2 separate regions of the Homo sapiens genome follow, and region 1 is linked to region 2. The links are chromatin contacts, found by Hi-C in ENCODE. All regions are on one chromosome and are shown on one strand. The core of a region is the stretch at or near the end of the contact, and the rest is flanking DNA. Distances in the headings are between cores, read along the strand shown. Region 1 has its middle 78 kb from the start of SEC11C. Region 2 overlaps ALPK2 (alpha kinase 2).

What was found. A loop is a pair of places that touch in the nucleus more often than their neighbours do. Pooled maps may share reads with other maps.
Region 1: a loop to region 2 is called in a map with no recorded cell type, with 4 times the contacts of the local background. The contact joins two enhancer-like sites. A Hi-C loop is called at or near these places in 20 of 37 single-sample maps with no recorded cell type and 12 of 50 pooled maps.

Annotation. Positions count from the first base shown.
Region 1 is chr18:59,058,532-59,065,222 of GRCh38, reverse strand. It overlaps the pseudogene OACYLP. Among named protein-coding and RNA genes, the nearest start is that of SEC11C, 78 kb to the left of the region's middle. RefSeq lists an enhancer at 1,709-2,908. Within about 2 kb of position 1,661, at least 3 of the 41 ENCODE cell types and tissues checked have a DNase peak (open chromatin) inside an H3K27ac peak, as active enhancers do.
Region 2 is chr18:58,490,184-58,496,775 of GRCh38, reverse strand. All of the region lies in intron 12 of ALPK2 (alpha kinase 2), which reads left to right. Among named protein-coding and RNA genes, the nearest start is that of MIR3591, 42 kb to the right of the region's middle. RefSeq lists a silencer at 2,758-2,807 and enhancers at 2,584-3,083, 3,084-3,585. Within about 2 kb of position 3,058, at least 11 of the 41 ENCODE cell types and tissues checked have a DNase peak (open chromatin) inside an H3K27ac peak, as active enhancers do.

The sequences.
Region 1 (6,691 bases), core at 412-2,911, 570 kb before region 2:
TTATTCAAACTCTTATTTTTTTCTAAAGATCATCAGCTAGACACTTTTTTATTTTTCGAGACAGGGTGTCACTCTATTGCCCAGGCTAGAGTACAGTGGCCTGATCTCGGCTCACTGCAACCTCCGCTTCCCAGGTTCAAGCAATTCTCCTGCCTCAGCATCCCAAGAAGCTGAGATTACAAATGCGCACCAGCATGCCCAGCTAATTTTTGTATTTTTAGTAGAGACAGGGTTTTGCCTTGTTGCCCAGGCTGGTCTTGAAATCCTGGGCTCAAGCGATCCACCTGCCTCGGCCTCTCGAAGTGCTGAGATTACAGGTGTGAGCCAGGTAGACACATATTTTCCAAAAATGTATTTAAGCTATCACCTCCTACATTCACCTACTAATCAATATTGATATCTTACAGATAGTTTTGGAGATACAAATCTAGGACATCAGGTGCCCCTACAGTTGTGGATTTGCTAGTGACAACACACCTTTGAATGATAAATTGCTCAATAATAAGTAAACTGGCTTGCTCATCTCCTGGGTGATGAGATAGCATCCTTACTCAGACTAATGATGGAGAGCATTTGCTTGTTCCACTGTAATAATAATGCTGCAGGCTGGGCATGGTGTCTCACGCCTCTAATCCCAGCACTTTGGGAGGCCGAGGCGGGTGGATCACGAGGTCAGTAGTTTGAGACCAGCCTGGCCAACATGGCAAAACCCCATCTCTACTAAAAATTAAAAAATTAGCCGGGCGTGGTGGCAGGCGCCTGTAATCCCAGCTACTCAAGAGGCTGAGGCAGGAGAATCGCTTGAACCTGGGAGGCAGAGGTTGCTGTGAGCCGAGATCGTGCCATTACACTCCAGCCTGGGTGACAAGAGCAAGAGTCTGTCTCAAAATAATAATAATAATAATAATGCAAATTTGTTTAATCTTGTAACTTCACCTAAGTCATTCCTCTCTAATATCATTTGTTAGCCAGTTATTTTTGATAAACAGCAGCAGCTCTCACAGTAGAGAGGAATACTGTGATGTTTGCAACATTATAAATGGCCTGTGCCAGGCCACGGAGAGTAGTTGTTTATGAGGCTCTATGACAGCTCGGGGACATGGTCATGGGGTGAGGCAGCAGGGTTGTGGTAACATATCCCAGAGTTTCCCATAAATGCAAATACATCAGTCAGAGAGAACGCAGTCCATTTCCTCTTTAGTATCACTTTTCCATATAAGGGAAAGCTTTTAAAATTAAAATATGAAAGATCATTAAGGCTCATTTTAAAATTACAATATTAAAGAGCATCGTTATATTAAAATACTTGTAAAATTTAGGAACCATTTTAATTAACATCTGGGAAAAGTGCTATCACTTAGGAGTGAAGAGCACTGGCTTTGGACTTCGTGCTGGGACCTGGGTTCATTTTCTACTTCAGCCACTCACCAGCTGTGGGATTTTCACTGTGTTGCTTTCTCTCCTGACATGGTTGTTCTCATTGCTAATTATAGGTCTTCCTCCCAGGGGCGTGGTCAGTGCTACCGGTAAATCATTATTTCCCACCACCTTTGCTGAGGCTGACTGGTGTGGGTTTACAGGCTAAGTTGAAACTCCTCCTGATGGGTTATTTCCCTAGAGTATGAAGCAGGCATGCCTCCCCCCAGATCCACTGCTCCTCTGTCAGGGCTTTGGGTCGCTTGAGGCCAGAATCTCTTCTGGGAGCTTCCTGCCAGCCTTGCCCTGTTGTTTGCTGACGTCCCAAGCACACAGTTCCTACCTCTCGCCAAATAGAGATCACGGGGAGAAAAGCATCAGGTGACTTGGATACACCCTTCTAACCTGGAGAAGATTCTTTTCCATTGAAGCCTTTTATCTGCTTGGCTCTCTGCATGTTGAAAGCCAACTCAGTTATCAAAGGGGATCCTGGCAAGCATTCCCCATCTACACCTTCGGATGGGGAAACCAAGGCTCAAGGTGCTGTGGCTGGAAGGCAGTGCTCCCAAGCACTGATTTTTTTTTTTCTCATGACATTACTCTGCCTGAATTCCCTTTCCAACTTCTAAACTAGCTGCATTGGAGAGGCTGCATGTTCTTCTTTCAGAACCCACACTTGTGCATAAATCCATGTAAAAATCTTATACATAAATCCTTTGTCTTTTCCAAGGATGGAGAGAAATTGATATTTTTGAATCAATATCAGTCATTCATCAACCACTCCAGAAAACAGAAATCACTCCGGTACACACCCTGTGTGTTCGATTTGTCACCTTTAAAGGAACAGGGTGTGAACCCGACAGCAAAGCCTGGAGCCGCTTCCATACCTCCATATCCTCCGTGGCACGCAAAGAGGACTCAGCCCACAGCCGCCGCCCACAGGGTCCGGTGGAGGGCTTGGTAGAGAGCTGCAGCTACTAGAGAGGAAGCAGAGGAGTCATCCACCATGTATGCCAGAGCGGCCACCGCAAATAGGGTGACCAGGGAGCAGCTCCACCCCAGCAGGACCTGCATCTCCGGGGAGAGGAGAGGCGGGGCCCAGCCCTTTTTAGCCATTGTATAATTCCCTCCTCCTACACAAACTTATTTTTTGGTGTTATTCCTGTCACTTAGGTCTTTATTCGCAAACCTCAGTCAGCATAGATTTGACTAAAATGGAAGGTTGTAATTTAAAAGGGGTGGCCAGGAGATCTTTGTGGTGACAGAGAGTTCTGTACCTTGACTGTGGGGGTGGTTGCACAAATTTGCACATGGGACAAAATTACCCAGAACCGTACAGACGTGCGCGAATGAGTATGTGTTGGTAGATCTGAGGTCTATTGTGCCAATGTGATTTTCTGGCTGTGGTCAGGTACCATAGTTGTGTCACACGTTGCCTGTTGGGGAGCTGGAGCACACAGCACCTCTCTGTACTAATTTTGCAACTTTTGGGGCATCTATAATCATTTCAAAATGAAAGTGAAAAGAAAATCAATAAGTAATGTTCTAACCCACTCCTAATCTCCCATTTTGTCCGGTAACCAGATTAATGCTCCTTGATGGCTTCCGCCTTCACCATAAACGTGAGGGCCTCCAGCACACAGCCCCGGCCTGGGCAGCAGCCTAGTCAAGTGGAAGGAATGGGAATGTGAGAAGTCTTCAGCTCAAAGAATAGCCCCATGAGTTAAATCCTAACACCTGACTCACTTCAAGATCTTGACCTTGCGTCACCTGAGTTGACCTTTTTAGACCCAGATCTGTCTTCCAAGGAGCTCTCTTGCTTCTCCGTGCTGTACTCAAGCTGCTGTGATTATGTCTACACTGCACTGAACCAACATCGGATCAGTCCACCGTCTTGTCTCTGAGACCTGCTTAGGTCTCAGGTTCCTGGCTGCGGGAGAGGAAAGGTACATACTCAGTGGCACTCCACTCTTTTAGCCTGGGATCTCCCTCACCCCTTTGCTACTTCCCTGGCCCAAATGGGCCTGCAGTCTCTCAAAATGCATCTTGGGTATCATGTTCTCTTTCTGTCCTTGTCTGCTTATCTTTATTATGGTGCATCCTGCCTTATCTCACTCCTGGCAGCTTCCTCCAGTTTAGACCCCGTGTCTTTATTTTCTAGCTTCTAAAGCTTTGAGTTTGGTGTACCCAACTGTGCGCGTTTCTCCAGGTTAACTTGGCTTGTATTTCAGCTCCGGGCTTCCTGGTGCTGACCCTGGCCCTTGAAGTCATTCCCAAATGCTCCCTCTTCAAGTTAAGTTTTGCCCTTTGCTGACACACATTTTCTCCCTGGGCTCCCATGTAACCTGGACTATGTTGAAGCCTCTCTTTAATGGCACTCTGTTATAGTCTACAACTGAATTGTGCATTTCCAGGAAAATATCGTAACTGCAACCTATAGAAAAAGTCACACAGCTTCTGTATATTCATTCCTTTCGGTAAAATCTTATCTCTTCTTCCTCCCATGGGCAACACAAGGTTTTCCAAGGACCAGGGCCTCTTCTCTGGAACATCTAGGTAAGGTACCCACAAAGCCTAGGCAAACAAAGGTAGGACCTGGCAGAGGGGTTTGGGGCAGGAGTTGTATCCTAACTTCTGGCCCTTCCTCCATTGAGAAGAAAATTCTCTTTCATTCATTCATGTGTTGAGTACCTTCAGTGAGTCAGGATCTCAGAACCAGATGCTGGCGATTCAGAGGTGATACAAGTAGTGAATTCCAGGAGCTCACAGTCTATGGGGTGAATAAATGCTTTATCATGCGGTACAAACCAGGGCCCAGGAATATACAGTGCACAGAGGAACCAAAAAGAAGGACACAGCCTGGCCTGGAAGGATAAGGAAAGACTTCCTGGAGGTGAAAAGTCTAGGTGAGCCTTCTAGGCAAAACAGGAGTTAAGTCAGATGAAAGGGAGAGGTGAGTAGAGGGGAGGGGGTAGAGGCAGATTCCAGACGGAGGAAGAAGCATGAGCAACTGCACAGATGCCAGGAACAGCTTGTGTGTGTGTCAGTGGCGGCAGTCAAGGGCACTGTGAGCAGGTTGGTATCACTGATATGCAAAGTGCAAGGCAGAGAGTGGTGAGAGAGATGATGCTAGAGAGACAGGCAGAGTGATGTCATGGGAACTCTGAAGGCCTTGTTGAACAGATCAAGCCTTATCATGGATGTAAAAGGAAGTCATTGAAAGATTTTTCACCGTTCAAGGGCACAGCCAAGGTGGTGTCTTAAATAGATCACCCCAAGAGTAGATTTGAGATCAATAAGACTAGAGGCAAGGAAACAAGTGACAACATCCAGGCATGAGATGAGAAGAGCTTTAAGGTCAGTTCAAAAGGATGAGAGAGGATGGCAGGAGAAACCATCGGCAGAGCATGGGGGATGATTGGCTGAGAGCAGTGGTCAGTGAGGAGGAGGCATCCAAGATGAACCCGGGTTTCCAGCTTGAGTAACGAGATTGGATGGTGAACTAGAATGATTGCCCACAAAGGAGCCAGAGAAGAAAATGAGTGCTTGGGGTACATCTGGAAAAGCAAAGTAACAGCTTCCCCTCTAGACACCTCACGTCCTGATTCCCAGACACAACCATCAAATCTGACCAAGAATCTTGTATATAGAAACCACTGAGCATGTGCTGTTAAAAATCCAACCCAACTCAGTATCCTCTTCCAGAAGAAAGTCTTGCCATTGTAATCTCACTGGGTATGTTTTCTCACATTGGTGGTTTCTTTGGGTCAGTACCAAAGCTCCTACAGATGGGACCACACTGGGTTCCAAATCTGGAGGATCATAAGGAGAGGTCAGTGAAGAAAGCAGAGAATCAAGCTCTGGCAGGAAGATAAAGGCCTTATCTTTAAATTAAAAAAAAAAAATGAAGACAGGGGTTTCACCATGTTGCCTGAGCTGGTCCTGAACTGGACTCAAGGGATCCTCCTGCCTCAGCCTCCCAAAGTGCTGCGATTACAGGTGTTAACCACTGCACCTGGCCAATTCCTTCTGATTCTTTAGCACAGAGAGACATCAGTAACACTCTACAGCACAATACAGTACCCAGCAGGCTGACTGCTTCATCCACAGCTTTGGAAGAGCCTGGCCAGGTGGGCCACACAGTCCCAGCCAGACCCATGCCCATAGAGTGAGGCACGGGAAATCATACCTTGGTTCTGAGAATGTTTTCCTGGTGGTTTTGGTGCATGTAAATGCTCAGAAAGAGGCCCACAAGAACTGGCCCAAATCGGCAGTAGGGCTTTGTGTAGTACTCCACGAAATACAATACAATCGCCTCTTCACTGAAAAATACAAGGAAATAAGCCAAAATGTTATGTTTGATCTGGACATGGCAAAGGGAATCCAAATCCCTGAGATGTCCATTGGAATAATCAGCAAGCCCAAAGGTACATTTAGGGCACACTTGTTCATTTCCTTAGTCATGGTGCGCAAACAGTGACCTCATGGCCCCACCTCAGCCAAAGTTGGCTTGTTTAGGTTCCAAATTCCCTCAGGCCCCTCCACCCCAGATCCCAAGGAAATATCATGAGTGTATTCATTTTAAATAGCTGTGTCTGGTGGCCAATATGTCAGAATGTTCTAAAAATGTAGCACCCAGATGTGAACCCAAGGGTCCCAAGGACAGAGACTGTCCTGAGAGAGAAGTGATGAGAGGTCCAGGCCAGGCTATTAAAAGGACACCAAAAACTATTCTTTGAAGCTGTGTTTTTCAAGGTTTCATCCCTTGACATCAACAGCTGCGTCAGGCCAGGCATGGTGGCTCACACATGTAATCCCAGCACTTTGGGAAGCCGAGGCAAGAGGATCATTGAGCCCAGGAGTTTGAGACCAATCTGGGCAACATAGAGAGACCCCAACTCTACAAAAAAAAAAAAATTAGCCAGGCCTGGAGGCACATGCCTACAGTCCCAGCTTCTCAGGAGGCTGAAGCAGGAGGTTCGCTTGAGCTCAGGAGGTTGAGGCTGCAGTGAGCGGTGATCATGCCACTGTGCTCCAGCCTGGATGACAGAGTGAGACTCTGTTGCAATAGAATAAAAAACACAGACAAAAAAAAAAAACACCTGCATCACCTGAGAACTTATTAGGAACCCAGACTCATGGGCCCCACCCTGACCTACTGGCAGTGGGCTCAACCATCTGTGTGTTAAGAAGCCCTCCAGGTGACCCTGATACCCCCTCAAGGCTGAGAAGCTTTGCCTAAACAGTGCCATTCACGGGAGGCATCCAGGTTATA
Region 2 (6,592 bases), core at 1,809-4,308:
TAAAGTCTCTCCAGGGCCAGTAAGGCACAAGATGTCAAAGCATCAGAAACACAGAAAATAAAGTGGTGGGATGAATCCAGCTTCCTTTCCCAAGGCTGAGAACAACTTATCCGTGGGAGCTTTCTGGTTACTTCAGACCATCAGTGTCAGCCACGATCCAACAAATATGCTAATTTTCAGCTTCAATAAAGGACAGAGAGAAGTAGAGGAATCTGAAAAAGTAGGAAGGGGATCGCTCTTTCTTTTAACCTCCAGGTCAGTAAGTCTGATTCATGAAGTTCTCGCCGATTGCACAAAGCTTCCAGTTGGGTTTTAGAACCAGAATGCGGTTTGGACCTTTTCCCTGGGATGGCTCAGTGATGATGAAGTTTTATGTTGGAACTGTCTCCAGGCTTCTCCCCTGTGCTCACCAGAGACCTGGCTGGCATACACTTCAGGGAATTGGGTATGTTCTTGGGCTTGTGAAGACAGCGCATTAGGAGGGATTATGATGTAGTGGGGAGGAAGGAACGAGGGATTTAGAGCGAGACCCAGTTCATACCCTGATGCTGCTGCTTCCATTTCTCCTGATAGTAGCCTCGCTTCTTGGCATCGTAGGAATTTGCCTAGCCTACCTGATGAGGGGGATGAACGTCTATTGCAGTTTCCCCATGATGGTACCATTTTATGCCTGATGTCCTCACATCCCATACGCTTTAGCATTGATCCTGAACAAGTGTACCCATTTAGAAGATAAATTATATGGTGCCCTATTTATGGAGGCTTCTGGACCCCAGAAGGATTTTCCAAACGGAGCCTTCCTTTCCAGGCTCCATGTGTTCTGCAGAACCTTGCAGATGCAAGCATCCGCCAGCCCTAGTTTGAATCCTGGCTTCTCGTCATACCAGCTGTGTGACTGTGGGCATGTGACTAAGTTCTTAAAGTCAGTGATGTACAGCATGGGGACACTCCGGCTTGCCCTGAGTATTCCCCCAGTTAATCTACACCTAGCCCCTGAAACTGGAAGTGAGCTAGATAAATATTAGTTTCCCTTCGCTCCTCATGTCTTAGCCTGACACCAGAGTAGGCAAATTTCGTGCTGTTATTTAGAACAACTCTCTACCAAAACAAAGAAGAAACCTGCCCAAGAAGTTTCAAAAATGAAGATGGTCATGATTATTGAAGACATCTTTTAAATTCAAGTCAACAGCTTCCAGGAACCCAGACCGACTGGGAGCTTCAAGTGGTACATTTTTTCCCCTCCTGATTTAAAAAGAAATCCAATCCTTTGGTTTTGTTCTCAGCTTTAATGTGACTTATCTGGCCCGGGACAGCTGCCCAAGACCCATTAGAAGCACTGACGGCTGGAGCCCAGTGCAGAATGCTGTCTATAAAGTATTACTTACTCATTGCCTTCCCACCCAAGGAGAGGCCAGGGAGCAGGAGCTGGGAGAGGAGGAGATTCTGAAGTGTTTGAGAGCTTTGGCAGGGATATTAGATCTTCTTGTCTTTTGTTTTTTAAAAACTTTTCTTTAAACGTTACCTTTTTAAGCCACAGTCTTTTTCCCAAAAGAAATATATCTTACAATCACAGTTTGAAAAACTGATGAAAAGGTAAAACTTCTCCAAACAGAGCATAAGAGGTGGTTGAGAGACCTCTTTAGAGGCTCCTGGGAACCCCTCTGGAGTGGAAACCAGTGATCAAGCCCGACCTCCTCACTTCACAGGTGAGGAGGCATGGGGCATGGGGCATGGGGCATGGGGCAGCCTGCTTGCTGGCAGGAGTCAAGAAGTCTTTCCTGCTTGAAGTCAGCACCCCAAAGTGAACGGCAGATCCTCAATGCTGGGAGGCGAGGCACAATTGAAAAAGTTCTCCAGTGAATGTCAAAGCTGCAAAAGGGAGATAACTCATGAGGACAGACTTGGAAAGGGCTCAAGTTCAAGGGCACTCTGCAGACAGGAAAGTCCAGGTGGGAGGCAAATGAGCTGGGGAAGAAAGGAAGGCGAGCATCGCAGACTGCAGACAGCAGGAGAGAAGATGGAGGAATAAGGGTTGATCGAGCAAGTTCTCTTGATTCTTAGCAAGCAACTGTGAGTGAGCTTAGTTCATTCATGATGCAAAGGGAGAGTCGCAAGTTCTATGGGGGGGCTGGTACCTGGCAGGGTTCAGCTGGGGGAACAGCACCACCATAAGAAGCAGTGCTCCGTGTGTCATTTAAAAAAAAAAATTCCCATATGTCTCAATCAGGACCATATATTTGGCTGCTGACACCCCAGTCATGCAACCTGTTTTGCTGTCTTGTTCAATGAAGTCAAAGGCTATGATCCTATTTCAGGAGTAATTACTCTAATCTCATAAAATAAAATAGAGAATTGTCATGACTTACTCATTTTAATTCAACTTTACTTCATTGTATGTTCCTTTTAACAGGAGTATGTCATATTTCTCTTGGGAGCCAGAGATATAATTATGTCTGGAAACACATCCCCTGTGCCTCAGCCACCTCAATCTTTTGGCAAATGTTGAGTACAAAAATTTCAGGTTACAAAGTATGGCAAGTAAGATTGTTTTGACATCCAGTAATCCATTTTCTAGATAGACCCAAGATACTAACCCGTTGAACAAATTTCTAATTGGAAATTACACAAGGAAAAAAGGCCTAATTTTATAACTGGAGATTTGGAAACGTAACCTAACCAACTCCAGACCGATCTAAAGCCATGCGTGCAGTGGAGCCGAACTGCAAACTCATGCTTCTCTCCAGCCAGTCGGGGAGTTCCCGGGGAGGCGACGAGATTGCAGTTCAACCACCAGAGGGCACCAGAACCAATACTTTGCCCTTTGTAGTCTCCCCTAAAAAGCCAATTTCCTGTTGCCAGATTGAAATAAAACAAAGAAAAGTACCATTAGCAGATTTCTTCCCTGGCAGTAAGCATTAGACCAAAATAAGATTAATATGGACAGCCGTAAAGGACACCCCTCGCAGTGGCTGCCAGCCAGCCTTGCATCTTTCTACCCTCGGAGGAAGGAACGACGAGGCTTAAGGATGTGTGGCTTGTGTCAAGCGTCCCTGACATGGAAGCCAAATTCCCGAGACCCTGGACAGAAGCCTGGATGATTCATTCATGTAGCAGGAGGACAGTTGCCTTGAGAAAGCAGGCTCCATTGGGGTCTGCGTGCCTAGCTCTGGTCCTGGCCATGAACAGGAGAAAAGATCAAAATAGACTCCCACACTCGGCCAAGCTGAGTTCCAAAAGAAAGGCTCTGCCTTCAATGCCCACAAGCAGATGGAGGGGACGGCAGCCACCTGGGATGCTTTGCCCAGTCACAAGGCCGAGCCACCACCGTACCTGGAGAGGAAGCGCCAAAACAAACTTGGAGGTGGGAAGAAACAATCTAATCCGAAGAAACACGCCCCGAGAATAGGCTTATGTGCATGAGTGGTGACTCCAGGCAGACTATTTAAAGCAATGCATGAGTCTGCCAGGAGAGGAAACAAAGGGACATTGGAACAGAATTCCTGATGCCTTTAAAGTGTCTCATAGCAGGGCCATGTCACTATAGAACACCAAACATTTCAGCTGAGTCCCCAATGCCAGGCATCAGCGGACCAATCTCACAGGCCTGTCAGCTTGAGAAAGGCAATTTTATGCCCCAGATAGCTCCTGTCCCCGCCTGCCACAGGGTCATCTGTCCTGGAAGGCCACCTGCATCCCATCTTCATCCGGTCAGCCCATTCTGTAGTAGGGCTGGCTGGCCCGCTGGCTGATTTATGTGGCCAGTCTTTGCCATTAAGGAAGTTTGGAGGCTGGAGGGAAGTCTGAAGGGAACAGTGGTGATTTTCGCAGTTTTTGGCAAGGCAGACCCTACTATAGCAGTGCTCTCAGTGTATGGGGGAGTCTCCCAGGCCCAACAGAGCCAGCCAGGACATGCCCCCTCCATGGAGGGACTAGCACAGCAGTATCCTGGCCTCTACCCAGAAGTCTTACAAAGGACAGTTCTGTTGAAATGTCTGGAATTGGGATCCATGGGTTCCTCCCACTCCTGACCCTATTCCCTAGTTGTCCCTCTGCCCAGTCCATTCCCCAGGACCTGAGGACTCAGGGACAGGTGCTGCATCGCTTGTCATCCAGCTTCAGAGATGAATCTGAACAGAGAGAACGTCTAGAGAAGTCTGGTAGATTCGAGATCACCCCTGCAGGACAGACTGGTGGCCAGTAGGAGACAGAAGCACGAGGCAGGTACAGGGATGGCTGAGAGGGTTGGGGTGACAGAGCCTGAGTGGACAGCATGGGGTGAAGACCAGAATAGACAAGAAAAAGGTTATCACTGCCTTCAGGAAGGTCTAAGCCAATGTAGTGTCACCAGGTGGGAGCCTCATGACAGATCAGAGAGGGAATGTGCTGCCAAGATGCCAGCAACTAAACAAGTTTGTCGACTAAAGACAAGGAAAAGTCTAGAAGGTAGCCAGAAAAGGAGGTGTGGGGAATGTGTGCGTGTGTGTGTGCGCGTATATATGTCTGTGTGCGTGTCTTTGTCTTTGTTTCTGTGTCTGTGTCCCTGTGTATGTGTGTGCATGTGTGTCTGTGTGTATATCTGTGTCTGTGTCTTTTTGTGTCTGCCTCTGTGTGTTGTGTGTGTGTGTGTGTCTAAAGAGACCTTGCCTGTTTGAAGGCAGAGGGGAAGGAGCCTGTGGGAAAACAATGAGGGACTAACGGCGGAGTGATGTTCCAGAGTGGTGAGCACCCCTCGTGAGGATTCAGAGTTTGTCAATACGGAAGGCCCTGCAGCCCTCGCTGTGCAACTTGGAGCACACTGGAAATGTGGCTTTGCCTCTATCCACCCTCACTGCCACCCAGGGCGTCAGCCCAGCTGCTCCTCTGAATGGTGAATTCTCAAAAAGCCTGTACCTAGTGGGAATGCTGACGCGCTTCTCCCTCACCTCAATTACCTGCCCTGTGGCCCTGCAGAGGCTCCTGTAACCGCCCCACAAGTTCTCCTTGCCTGTATGCCTAGACAGGACATGGCCGATTTATCAAGATGGGAACTGCAACAGAGAAAGAGTTTAATTCACATAGGGCCAGCTGTATGGAAGACTGAAGTTTTATTACTACTCAAATCAGTCTCCCTGAAAATTTGGGGATTGGGGGTCGGGAAGTGGGGGTAGTGCTGATTGGTCAGGTGGGAGACGAAATCGTAGGGAGTCAAAGCTGTCCTCTTGTGCTGAGTCAGTTCCTGGGTGGGGGCCACAAGACTAAATGAGCCAGTTTATTGATCTGGGAGGCGCCAGTTGATCCATCGAGGGCAGGGTCTGAAAAACATCTCAAGCACCAGGCTTAGGTTTTACAATTGTGATGTCATCCCTAGGAGAAACTGGGGAAGTTTAGAACCTTGTAGCCTCCAGCTGCATGACTCCTAAACCATAATTTCTAATCTTTTGGCTAATTTGTTAGTCCTGCAAAGGCAGTCTAGTTCCCAGGCAAGAAGGGAGTTTGTTTTGGGAAAGGGCTGTTACCGTCTTTGTTTCAAAGTCAAACTATAAACTAAGTTCCTCCCCAAGTTAGTTTGGCCTCTGCCCAGGAAAGAACAAGGAGAGCTTGGAGGTGAGAAGCAAGACGGAGTCAGTTCAGTCAGATCTCTTTCACTGTCACAATTTTCTCAGTTATAATTTCTGCAAAGGTGGTTTCACTCCCATTTGCAGATAAAACCAGCACAGCCCTTTGGGGATCAGAGCTCTGGGGCTTAGGACAGTGGGCGAATCTCAGGCTGCTTATCTGGTGGGTGTCTACCTACAACGCCCCCTCCTCGGTTCTTTGTCTTCAATTCGTTTCCATTTCAGATACTAACGAATGGACTGTGTGCTTCCTGCATATTCATGGGGATGGGACTCATGCGACCTCAAAAACGGACCCATAGTAGATGAGTGCTTCTCCCCCTCCCCTGGGCTCTTCTCTGAGCTCTCTTCTTCGGGACTCCTGTCTCACAGAACCTCCTGGTTGAGGGTGCCATCAAAAGCAATGAGAGTAGAAACTGTGCAAATGTACAGGGATTCTAGAATATGTTGCCAGCAGACGCAGAGACCAGACTCATTGAAGGTGGGGCACCTCTGCCCTCCTCTCACATTTTTCTGCAGAAAGAGGGAACTTTTTGTATTCTTTTTTTTTTTTCTCCAGCCAGGGAGGCTATGAGGGAACATAGAGCCAGGGCTTGGTTTCTGTTGGGGGTAGCTGGGACTGTGGCTTCAACTGAGGCCTGAGGGAGGGGCCATAGCACTGGGCAAGAAAGGCAGAGAGTGCCAGGAACCAAGGGGAGGGGCTGGACTTTGTTCAGAGGGAGATGGGGCCATCCAAGCAGTTGCTTGGCCATGACAAGATCTGACCTGCACCACCTGGACCAGGCGGAAAGCAGGGGCGAATTGCCTGGAGGCTCCCCTGACTGGCCCAGGGAGGGGCAGTGGTGGCTCAGATGGCATTTGTTCAGATAAGTTGCTGAAGGTTACCTGCCCCAAGAGAAGGTCACCTTGTAGACATCCTCAAGGGGGACAACTTCTCTAGAAAACACAGATCTGGTTACACTACCACGTCCCCGCCCTCAAAAGCTCCATGAATTTTT